2 separate regions of the Homo sapiens genome follow, and region 1 is linked to region 2. A link is an interaction called in ENCODE POLR2A ChIA-PET data of the cell type or tissue named here. Cell type or tissue: PC-3. All regions are shown on one strand. Links, peaks and the distances in the headings refer to the core of each region. The heading gives the core; the rest is flanking DNA.

What was found. ChIA-PET counts read pairs that join two places held together with the same protein. Peaks named below come from ENCODE experiments on the same cell type or tissue, not always from the same donor. Only the 100,000 strongest peaks of a DNase experiment are listed, where the experiment ranks them.
Region 1: POLR2A ChIA-PET joins it to region 2 with 8 read pairs; 9 of 35 experiments call an interaction of 5 or more read pairs at or near these places.

What each region holds. Positions count from the first base shown.
Region 1 is chr20:2,766,333-2,771,704 of GRCh38, forward strand. No RefSeq gene overlaps it. Among named protein-coding and RNA genes, the nearest start is that of CPXM1, 32 kb to the right of the region's middle. In PC-3, for the core only: no CTCF peak of the experiment used is centred there; a DNase peak (open chromatin) is centred at 2,169; H3K4me3 peaks cover 822 bases.
Region 2 is chr20:2,708,435-2,713,806 of GRCh38, forward strand. It overlaps EBF4 (EBF family member 4), which reads left to right. Exons shown (of 17, transcript NM_001395167.1): 6 at 1,140-1,208. Among named protein-coding and RNA genes, the nearest start is that of EBF4, 18 kb to the left of the region's middle. In PC-3, for the core only: a CTCF peak has its summit at 5,021 (motif pointing right); no DNase peak of the experiment used is centred there; H3K27me3 peaks cover 3,490 bases.

The DNA.
Region 1 (5,372 bases), core at 275-5,274, 58 kb after region 2:
AGACTAATTAATGGAGAATTGATGTCTTTAAAATATTGTGTGTTTCAATCTATGAATATTGTATATCCCTCCATTTATTTAGATCTTTTAAGACTTCTCTTAATAATGTTTTATAGACTTCTGTATGAAAGTTTTGCACCTATTTCATTTATTTCTATTTGATTATTTTGTGATATTATAAATAGTATCATTTTCTTAATTTTATTTGTTGTGAATATATAGAAACAATGGATTTTTGTATAATTACCTTGTATCCAGCAATCTTGCTTAGCCACTTATCCTTAGATTATCTTGAATTTTCTTAGCTACATAGTTATGTCATCTGCAAAAAAAGGACAGTTTCATTTCTTCACTTGCAGTCCTTACTTTTTTATTTTTACTTATTTTTCTTGCTTAAATGCACTGGCTGCAACCTCCAATACAATGTTGAATAGAAGTAGTGAGAGTGGACATCTTTGTTTTGCTCCTGATTCTGGAGGGCAAACTTTTAATATTCCATCATTAAGCATCGTATTTGGTTTATAGATATCCTTCTATTCCTAATTTTCTAAAAATGTTTAAAAATTATAAATAGATGCCAAAATTTGTGAAATATTTTTCTTCATGTATTAAGTAATCAAATTACTTTCTCCATTATTTCGTTAATGTGCTGAATTATATTAATTACATGTCTAATTTTAAGCCACTGCTTTAGCTAATTGTATGTTTAATTGTAAATGGCCATATATTCTTTTTTTTTTTTTTTTGAGTGCAATGGCACGATCTCAGCTCACTGCAACCTCCCCTCCCTGGTTCAAGTGATTCTCTCGCCTCAGCCTCCTAAGTAGCTGGGATTACAGGCTCACACCACCATGCCTGGCTAATTTTTGTATTTTTAGTACAGATGAGCTTTCACCATGTTGGCCAGGCTGGTCTGGAACCCCTGACCTCAAGTGATCTGCTCTCCTTGGCCTCCGAAAGTGCTGGGATTACAGGCATGAGCCACCATGCCTGGCCTTATTCTTTATACAGGGTATACCAATTATTAACACAGAGCCCATTTTCTCTTTCTCTCTCTGCACTACTCTCTAAGAAGGCACTCACTGGCCCTCGCCCTTACCCGCTTCTCCTGGAGGAGCTAGGCTTTCTGCAGACCACCTCGGTACCTCACACTGCTACACTGGCTTTGGCTACCTTCTAGGAGCAGTGGAGGGAAAAACACAAGAACAAACACAAATTAATCTCTCACTAAGTCATTCTACTTTGACTCTAACCCATCTTTTACCATTCTATTCTAACCATTAAGATTCAAACCCAGCTGGGCTCCTTAGCTCTGGGTCCCCTCTGTTGGAAATCCAGAACAGTCCTCGTGAGTCCTCTGTTCAGGAGCCCCTGACCACTCACTTCCAAAGGTGAAGATACTCAAAGCTTCCCTCCTTGCCTCACCTTGGCAGGGGGTCACAGAGTGGCAGCCTCAGGAGGGTGGGAGGTCCTGGGTTTGAAGCTGCAGAGACTGCCAAGCAGAATGGGTAGGAGGGTCTCAGAGACCCCCACTGGAGACAGAACGGAAGAGAATTCATGGCTCTAAAGATGCAGGAGAGGCTGCCTAGCAGGGCAGGAACAGCAACAAGACGGTTTTATTTGTATACATTCCTTTTTGAGTATTTTATTCCTTGAGAGAGAAGGCGCCAAGTGTTTATGGGGGAAGGAAAGCTGGCCGTCCAGTAGCAGATTTGCTGTTCCCTGGGGCTCAGCATCCCAGCATCTTCATTCTCCAAAGCCTCTCCTGCCCCTCCCCTGCCAGCCTGGGAGCGAGCGCTGCCCTGATGCACCCTCATCTGGTGGGGTGTGAGGAGGAGGCTCGGGCTAGGCTGCCGCAGCTCCGGGCAGTCATCCCATGAGTCCAGTTCCTGAAGGGCTGATTCGTGTAGGGCAGAAAAACCCTCTGGCTTGGCTCCTGCCCCTGCTGCCTCTCTGGGGGTTCCACCCATGTAGGAGCCTGCCCCCTCCACGCACCCACCCGCTCACCCAGAACTGAGTTCACCTTTAGGTGGGTGGGGGAGGCTCCAGCCACTCTCAGGCTGGCACTGCCTCAAGCCCAGCCAGCGCTGGCTTCTGTGGTGAAAGCTGGTTTGTCTGGGCTGCTCCCCAGGGCCTTCCTGGAGCTGGGCCTGGAGGCTGACCTTGCCAAGACAAACTGTGGCTGCCGGTGGAATGTGGTCGAGTGGCTGAGCAGGCCCAAACCTGGCAGGTCTGTCCATGGTGCCCCTGCAGGTTCCACAACACAGAGCCCTACAGAGTCAGGTGGGGCCAGGAGCAGGTACCGAGAGACTTCTGGGCATCTCTCTGTCCCTTGTTGAGTGAGGACGGGGCAGCATCTCTTTTGGTCTCAACTGAAAGTGTAAAAGGCTATCATCAAGTGTGAAGGTTGACAGAATTCCTCAACCCACTTCCTCTGGGAAGCAGCTGTGCAGGAGAAGACATGGTGGGGAGGGGGTGCGGGGAGGAGTGTGTGCCTGTGTGGGTGTGGGCATAAAGCAGGAGCTGCCAGGGGAGGAGAAAGAGCTCTGGCAAGACCTCTTCTTCCCTTAACACAGCCCGGTGGGATGGGGCTACGTTGCTGTTAGAGCCAGAGTTTAATTTTTTTTTTTTTGAGACAGGGTCTTGTTCTGTTGCCCAGGTTGGAGTACAGTGGCACTGTCTCAGCTCACTGCCGCCTCGACCTCCTGAGCTCAAGCAATCCTACCTCAGCCTCCTGAGTAGCTGGGACTACAGGCATGTGCCACCATACCCGACTAATTTTTCTATTTTTTGTAGAGACAGGGGTCTCACTATGTTGCCCAGGATAGTCTTGAACTCCTGCCCTCAAGCAATCCTCCTACCTCTGCCTCCCAAAGTGCTGAGATTACAGATGTGAGCCACTGTGTCCAGCCAGATCCACAATTTGTTCAGCCCATACCATCAGCCCATTATTTTAGCGGGGGTTCCCTGGACGCAGAGCCTGAAATGGGGATTTGTGTGCACATGAAAGGGCTCTCTGGACAAAAAGGAGAGAAGAAAGCAGAACAGGGTAGGGGAAAGAGCTGGGCAAGTCTCTGCAGGAGGCTAGCACAGTCCCACGCGGAGCCTAAGCATGAAGGGCACCTCAGTTGGACCCTGCCATGACAAGGAGATGCCTCTAATATCCCTGAGCCTGTCAGCCACTGGTTGGAGGCTGCCAGAGGAGAGTGGAGAGTGAAACCTCCTGGGCAAAGCAGCTCCCATTTGGCCAAGGACAATACTTGGGAGAAGGGGGCAGCTGTGAGCTGTCAGCAGCCAACACTCACCCCAGTTGGGGATGAGCACACTGGCTGGTAAGGATCTGGTGGAACTCTAAGAGCCTCCACTGCACCCCTCTACCTAGTAAATCCGAGACCAGGAGCGACGCCCGTCTTTATACCAGCCCTACTTCTTGGGTGGCAAGGACTCCCCTTCTGTTTCAAGTAGGGCTTATAGGGAATGTCCTGGGCCATTGACAAACAAAGGGCAGGAATCCACTCAGGGAGATCAGGTGATGCTCAACAGAGCTGTGCAGCAGAGGTGGACACACACAGCAAGCACGCAGTTGACTCAATCATAGTCACTGCTTGGGAGGGCCATAGGTGCTGTCCACATCAGCTCTGCTGGCTCGGGACACCCATCATTGCCTTGGATGTCTCTAAAAGCTGACTCGCTCTTCTGCCTGTCCTCCCACCTACCCCCTACCCAGGCTGAACCCCATTTCCCTTCTCTTCTACCTCCCAGATCAGTGACGCTGAGCCAGTCCCTAAGGTAGGGTGAGGGCTGGCAGTCTTGCTGTTGCTCTAGTCTCTTTCCAAGATATCGCCTTGGCATCTGCTCCTGCTTCCCTGTGGCCTTCCATTTTCATACTCAAGAGTCTGTTTCCAGGCCAGGTGCGGTGGCTCATGCCTATAATCCCATCACTTTGGGAGGCCGAGGCGGGCTGATCACTTGAGGTCAGGAGTTGGAAACCAGCCTGGCCAACATGGTGAAACCCCATCTCTACTAAAAATAAAAAACTATTAGCCGGGCGGGGTGGGGCGTGCCTGTAATCCCACCTACTTGGGAGGCTGAGGCAGGAGAACTGCTTGAACCCGGTAGGCGGAGGTTGCAGTGAGTCGAGATCACGCCACTGCACTCCAGCCTCGGTGACAGAGCAAGACTCTGTCTCCAAAACAAAACAAAACAAAACAAAACACAAACAAAAACAAAAAAAAGGAGTCTGTTTCCCAAACAAAACAAAAACTCTGAGTCTGCTCTGTTTCTCCCTCTGCAATGCCCGGCAGCAACACTAATTTCCCTTAGGCAATAGGGACACTACTGACTAAGTAGGGGAAGCTCACAGAAATTAGAACAAAGTGGCGAAGGGAAGTCCAAGGGACTCAATCCAGTGCCCAGAGAGGAAGGACAGCAGTGTCCTCTGGGAGGGTGAGCCCCAGAAAGAGGCACCCCACTGGAAATATGACAGGAGGTGGAGGAAGCTGAAGAGAAAAGAAAACGTGTGAAAAGCACCTCATGCTCCAAAGACAAACAAAACAAGAAAAGTAGAGACTTCCCAGAAGATGGAATGATGTAGGTTTGCCATTTCTTCTGCTAAGTCTAATTTAAAACCCTGGATGGCTCACGCCTGTAATCCCAACACTTTGGGAGGCCCAAGTAGGAGGATCACTTGAAGCCAGGAGTTCGAGACCAGCCAGTGCAACATAGTGAGACCACCTGACTCTACAAAAGAAAAATTAGCCAGGCGCAGTAGTGCGCACCTGTAGTCCCAGCTACTCGGGACTGAGGCTGGAGGATGGCTTGAGGCCAAGAGTTTGAGGTTATAGTAGCACCACTGCACTCCAGCCTGAGCAACAGCGAGACCTTGTTGCTTAAAAAAATAAATAAATAAAAATGAAAAATAAAACCCTGGACATTATATATAAAACAAGCATAAACAGATTCTGGGGGGAGAAAAGGGTTCTGAATGGGGGAGAAAAAGAGGCAGATGATTTAGAGGCCTCTGCACCCCAGGAAAGACATGGCAGAGAATCCCCTGGGTTTTCTTTCTGTTCCACATATCCTAGATTTGGAACTTAAGAAACTGGCAACACAGCAATGCCATGGCATGCCAAAAAATAAAAAAAAGCTCCAATAAAAACCTGCTCCTCTAGCCAAAGGACCAAGTGAACAGCAACCTAGTAAGGCTGAAACCGAGACACAAAAACCACTTTACTTCAGCCAAGCCCCACAGAATAAACTGAGACCCCACCTACATCCGCACAGCAAAGGCGCAGTGGGGAGCCTAAATTCCACCCTCCCAAGGCTGCAGTGAGGTTCCCCAACGACCATCACCAGAGCAGTGCCAGTGAAGA
Region 2 (5,372 bases), core at 209-5,208:
GGTGCACAGCCCTTGGCTCCCTTTTCCCCATTATCCCAGAGCTTGGCATTTCTAGTAAGGTCTCCCCAAGAGATGCCAGTCGTACAGGGTCCTCGGAGGCAGTTCCTGATGCATGGAAAAGAGAACAGGGTTCTGAAATCTGTGGTTGGTAGCCAGGCGCCTGTAATCCCAGCTACTTGGAAGGCTGAGGCAGGAAGGCTGAGGCATGAGCGCAGGAGTTCAAGGCTGCAGTGAGCTATGATTGCACCACTGCATTCTAGCCTGGGTGACAGATCCAGACCCTGTCTCTAAAAAAATAAATAAAGTAAAATAAATTTAAATTAAATAAATCTGTGGTTGGAACTGTGGCTACCCTTGGAAAAGGGAGTGACAAGGAAGAGGCATGACCGGCATCTGGGCTGCTGGCCACGCAGCACTTCTTGGTGTGGATGCTGCTTTCATGGGCAGATTCACTTTGTGGCCATCCATTGGCCAGGCACAATGGCTCACGCCTGTAATCCCAGCACTTTAGGAAGCCGAGGCGAGCGGATCACTTGAGGCCAGGAGTTCAAAAGCAGCCTGGCCAACGTGGTGAAACCCCGTCTCTACCAAAATTACAAAAATTAGCCAGGCGTGGTGGTGCACACCTGTAATCCCAGCTATGTTAGGAGGCTGAGGCACAAGAATTGCCTGAACTCAGGAGGCAGAGGTTGCAGTGAGCCAACATCACGTCACTGTACTCCAGCCTGGGTGACAGAATGAGACTCTGTCTCAAAAAAAAGAAAAAAAGATTCACTTTGTGGTCATTCATGAGCTCACCGTTTGAGCTCCTGTCTCTGCGTAGACTGTGCTTCCATAGAGAGAAACCCTGTAGGTGACCTGCAGCCTGCCCTTTCCTGGGTCCTCCAGGAACGAGGTGCCTTTGGGGCAGGGGTCTCTGGCCAGCCTCATCCCCAGGCTAGGCTCTCAGGGTCCCTGCGGAGGAGCCCACAGCCTTTCTCCCCCAAGCCCTGGGAGTGAGCCCCTCCAGCCCAGGGATTCCACACCCAGAGACAGGACATCAGCACCCTCAGCTCAGGGCGCCCCCCACAACTCACACACTGTCGTGGCCCCCTCCTTCCTTGGCTTCTGCCTTCCCTCCTTCCTCATCTTTCCTTCAGCCGGTGCTGTGACCGGAAGAGCTGTGGCAACCGGAATGAGACGCCCTCAGACCCCGTCATCATTGACAGGTACAGGCTCAGGGAGGGGGCCTGGAAGCTCAGAGGAGAGTGGGGGAGGGGCAGCTGTTTTCAACCACAGAGCACCAAGGCTCAAGGGAGGAGCGGAGCAGCCCCCCCGGGGCACCAGGTTGGGTGGCTCTGAGCAGAGAGGGAAACTGCCAGGCACCAGGGAGCCTCCAGCCGTGGCCCCTGAGTGAGGCCCCAGGTGGCCAACTTTCTGGAGCTGCTTTCCCCGACTCCCTGAGAGAAGGAGCCAGGGAGGGCAGGGAGGTTGAGAGGGGGGTGGGAAGGGAGGGGAGGAACCAGCACTCAGGAACCGTCCAGGTGGAGTGGCCAGCGTGGTCATGTCAGCAAAAACCAGGCTCAGGTTCCCAGTTCACCCCTGTGCTGTCTGACCTGACTTCTCTGAACATTCGTTTCTTTCACTGGAAAAGTGGGGAAAGAGCTGGCAGGTTTCAGTCATAGAATTGTCGAGGTGATGCATGTAAAAGTGCATTTGCACACCATGATTTCTATTTCTTTATTTTGTGTGTGTGTGTTTGTTTTGTTTTGTCGCCCAGGCTAAAGTGCAGTGGTGTGGTCATGGCTCACTGCAGCCTCAATCTCCGAGGTTCCGGTGATCCTCCCACCTCAGCCTCCCAGGTAATTGGGACTACAAGGACACGCCTCCACACCTGGCTAATTTTTTGTATTTTTTGTAGAGACCGGGTTTTGCCATATTGCTCAGGCTGGTCTTGAACTCCTGGGCTCAAGCAATCCACCCACCTCGACCTTCCAAAGTGCTGGGATTACAAACATGAGCCACTGTGCCTGGCCTACTTCTTTTTGAAGAGGAAATGCATAAATAAGGTGTAAAATTCAAATGGTACAAAACAGTAAATAATGAAAAGGAAGTCTCCCTCCACCCCTATGTAGAGCATACTGTACATGTTTTTTTTTTTTGGTAACAATATATTTTAGATATTCCACACAGGAACATAAACCATATCTTATTCTCCTTTTAATAGAAAAAGCATTCATAGGTGCAAAAATTCAAGAAGCTTAAAAGGGTTTACAGCAAACTGTCTCCCACCTCTGTCTCCCACCCATCCATTCCCCACCAAATAAGCTACCACTATTAGCAGTTTCTGTTGTATCCTTCCTGAGATAGTCTGTGCATATACAACAAAATAGTTATATGTTCTTTTTGTACCCTTTCCTTTTGTTTTTATAAAAATGGTGACAGTGGCTGAGTGCAGTGGCTCATGCCTGTAATCCCAACACTTTGGGAGGCTGAGGCAGGGGGATTGCTTGAGCCCATGAGTTTGAGACCAGCCTGGCCAACAGGGTAAAATCCCATCTCAACAAAAAATACACACACAAAAATTAGCTGGGCATGGTGGTGTACATCTGTGGTCCCAGCTACTCAGGAGGCCGAGGTGGGAGGATCACCTGAGCCCAGGAGGTCTAGACTGCAGCGAGCTGTGATTGTGCCACTGCACTCCAGTCTGGGCAACAGAGTGAGACCCTGTCTAAAATAATAATAATAATAATAATAATAATAATAAAATTAAATTAAAATTAAAATGGTGGCAGGAAGCAGAACTTTCAGCACCTTTCTTTTTCCTTGAAAAATTTAGATCTGGGAGTTTACATCAGGACACAAGAAGTCTCCTTATTCTTTTTTGCCACTGCAAAATATTTCATTGTATGGGTATGCCATAATTTATTTAAATAGTCAGATATTGCTGGACATTTTGGTTGTTTTCATCCCTTTTCAGGGATTTAAAAATGCTGCAGTGAATTACTTTGTCCATGTGCCATTTCACACGTGTAAATTTATATGAAGGCTATTACTAAGTAGAATTGCTGGGACAAAGAATATGTGCATTTGTAGTTTTGATAGCTACTGCCAATTCGATCTCTGTAGGGGTTATACCAACAGCATTGAAACCAGCAATTTTGAGAATGCCTATTCCTTACACTCTGGCCAATTAAGTATTTTTGTTTATTTGTTCAATCAACAATTCTTGAGCATCTACTCTGTGCTAAGAACTTTTCTACATGCTGTGGATTAAGCAATGACCAAAATAGACAAAAAGCCTTGTGTTCACGGGCTTACAATCTGGTAGGGGAAATAGACATTAACAAACTAAATGAAAAAAATACATAGCATGTTAGATGGTGATAACAGCTAAGAAAAATAAAGCCATTGAGGAAGATCTGGGAGTGCCTAGGAAGGAAGGTTTGAAGCTTTAGGGTATTTAAGGTCTCACTGAAAAGATGACATTTGAGCCAAGACCTCAAGGAAGTAAGAGAGTGAGCGATGTATTTATGTATCTGGGGGAAGAATATTCTCGGCAAGAGTGTGCCTGCTGTGTTTAAGGGAAAACAAGGAGGCCCAGGTGGCTGGAGCAAGGAAGGTAGTAGGAGGAAATGATGTCAGGAATAATGAATGGGGCAGAGGAAGGCACGACCATGCAGGGTCTTATAGGCTGCATGGAGGCCACACTTGTGGGTCATTGTAAGGGCTTTGGCAGGACATGGAAGCCATTGAGGGGTGTTGAGAATGATAAGACCTGCCTTATATTTTAGCAAGATCACTCTAGCTGCCATATTGACAATGACCTGTACAAGGCAGGGAGATGAGTTAGGAAGCCAGTACAATAGCCCAGGTGAAGGATGATGGAAGCTGAGACTAGGGATGCTATAGGGGAGGTTGTAAGAAGCGGCTGCATTCTGTGTACATTTCATTTCATAGGCAGGACTGACAGGATTTGTTATGGAAGGAGAGAGAGAGAGTCAAAGACTCAAAGATGTCTCCAAGGTTTCTGACCTATCAACTTAGAAGGATGGAGTTTCCTGAGAAGGGTGTGATTTGGGGAAGAGCAGGTTTTGGAGGAGAAAGATCTGGAGTTTGGTTTGAGCATGTTATGTTTATGATGCTCACTAAACATCCAAGTGAGGAGCTGAAAAAGCCACAGAAAACATGAGGATGGGACTCAAGAGAAAGGTTCAGGCTGCAGATGTAAATTTGAATGAATGAAATCATCGAGGGGATGAGTGTTGATAGCAAACAGAAGAGGCCTAAGAACTGAATCCTGAGGTGTCTAGTATTTAGAGGTCATGGAGATGTGGAACCAGCAAAGGAGAATGAGAAGAAGTGACCAGCAAGGTAAGAGGGAAGTCAGGGGAGTGTCGTGTCCTGAAGCCAAGATAAGAAAATGTTCCAAGAAGGAGGCATCTGTGTCCAGTGCTGCTCATGGGTATGATAACAAAGACTAGGGACTGACCATTAGATTTAGCAATGAGGAGGATATTGGTGACTGTCACGGGAGTCATTTCAGTGGAGTTGAGGGGCAGAAGACTGATAGAATTGTGTCTAAGAGAGAACAGGAGGAGAGAGATTGGAGACAGTGAGTAGAGGAACTCTTTTGAGTTTTGCTCTAAAGAAATCAAAGGAATCAGATGATGTCTGGAGCACTGTGTAGTGCCAAGAAAAAATACAGCTTGCTCATATGCTGACGAGAAACAGCCAGGAGGGAAGGGGAAAATGAGGATGCAAGAGAGAGGGGAGAATTGCTGAAGCAATATCCTTCAGGTGGCAAAAGGGATGTGACCTAGTGCATAGGTAGAGAGGCTGGTTTTAGCTGGGAGCATAGACAGTTCATCCATGGAAAAGCAGGGAAGACAGAGACATGGACACAGAAGTGGATAAATGGGTATATCCAAGTGGGAGCTTGGATGTTGTCTTCTGATTGCTTTGTTTTCTCCATGAACTGAGAACCAAGGTCAACAGTGGAAGATAAGGATAGAGAGGGAGACACTAGAGGGCGTGATATAGTTATCCAAGAGAGTGAGTGAACCAGGGGGATGAATGTCATGTGATTGACAAGCGGCACTGAGGGTACCCTTGACGTTTATGATCATAAATTTGGTGATAACTTTCTCCAGCCATGTTGAGCTGCACAGGTGCAGGTGCAGAACAGGTGAGTGGTTGCATAAAACCAGAGTTAGAGGTTTGTCAGTTGAGTAGAAGGAAACATGAGAGGGCAAGAGACTGAAATGTATGTGCAAGGGATATTTATTTTTTAAAAATGGAAGGATTTAAGCTGGGTAAAGAGACGAGTATGATGAGAGTGTGGACATCAATTCTGATGGGGCCAAAGGATTGTTGGAGTTGAGATATGAGAC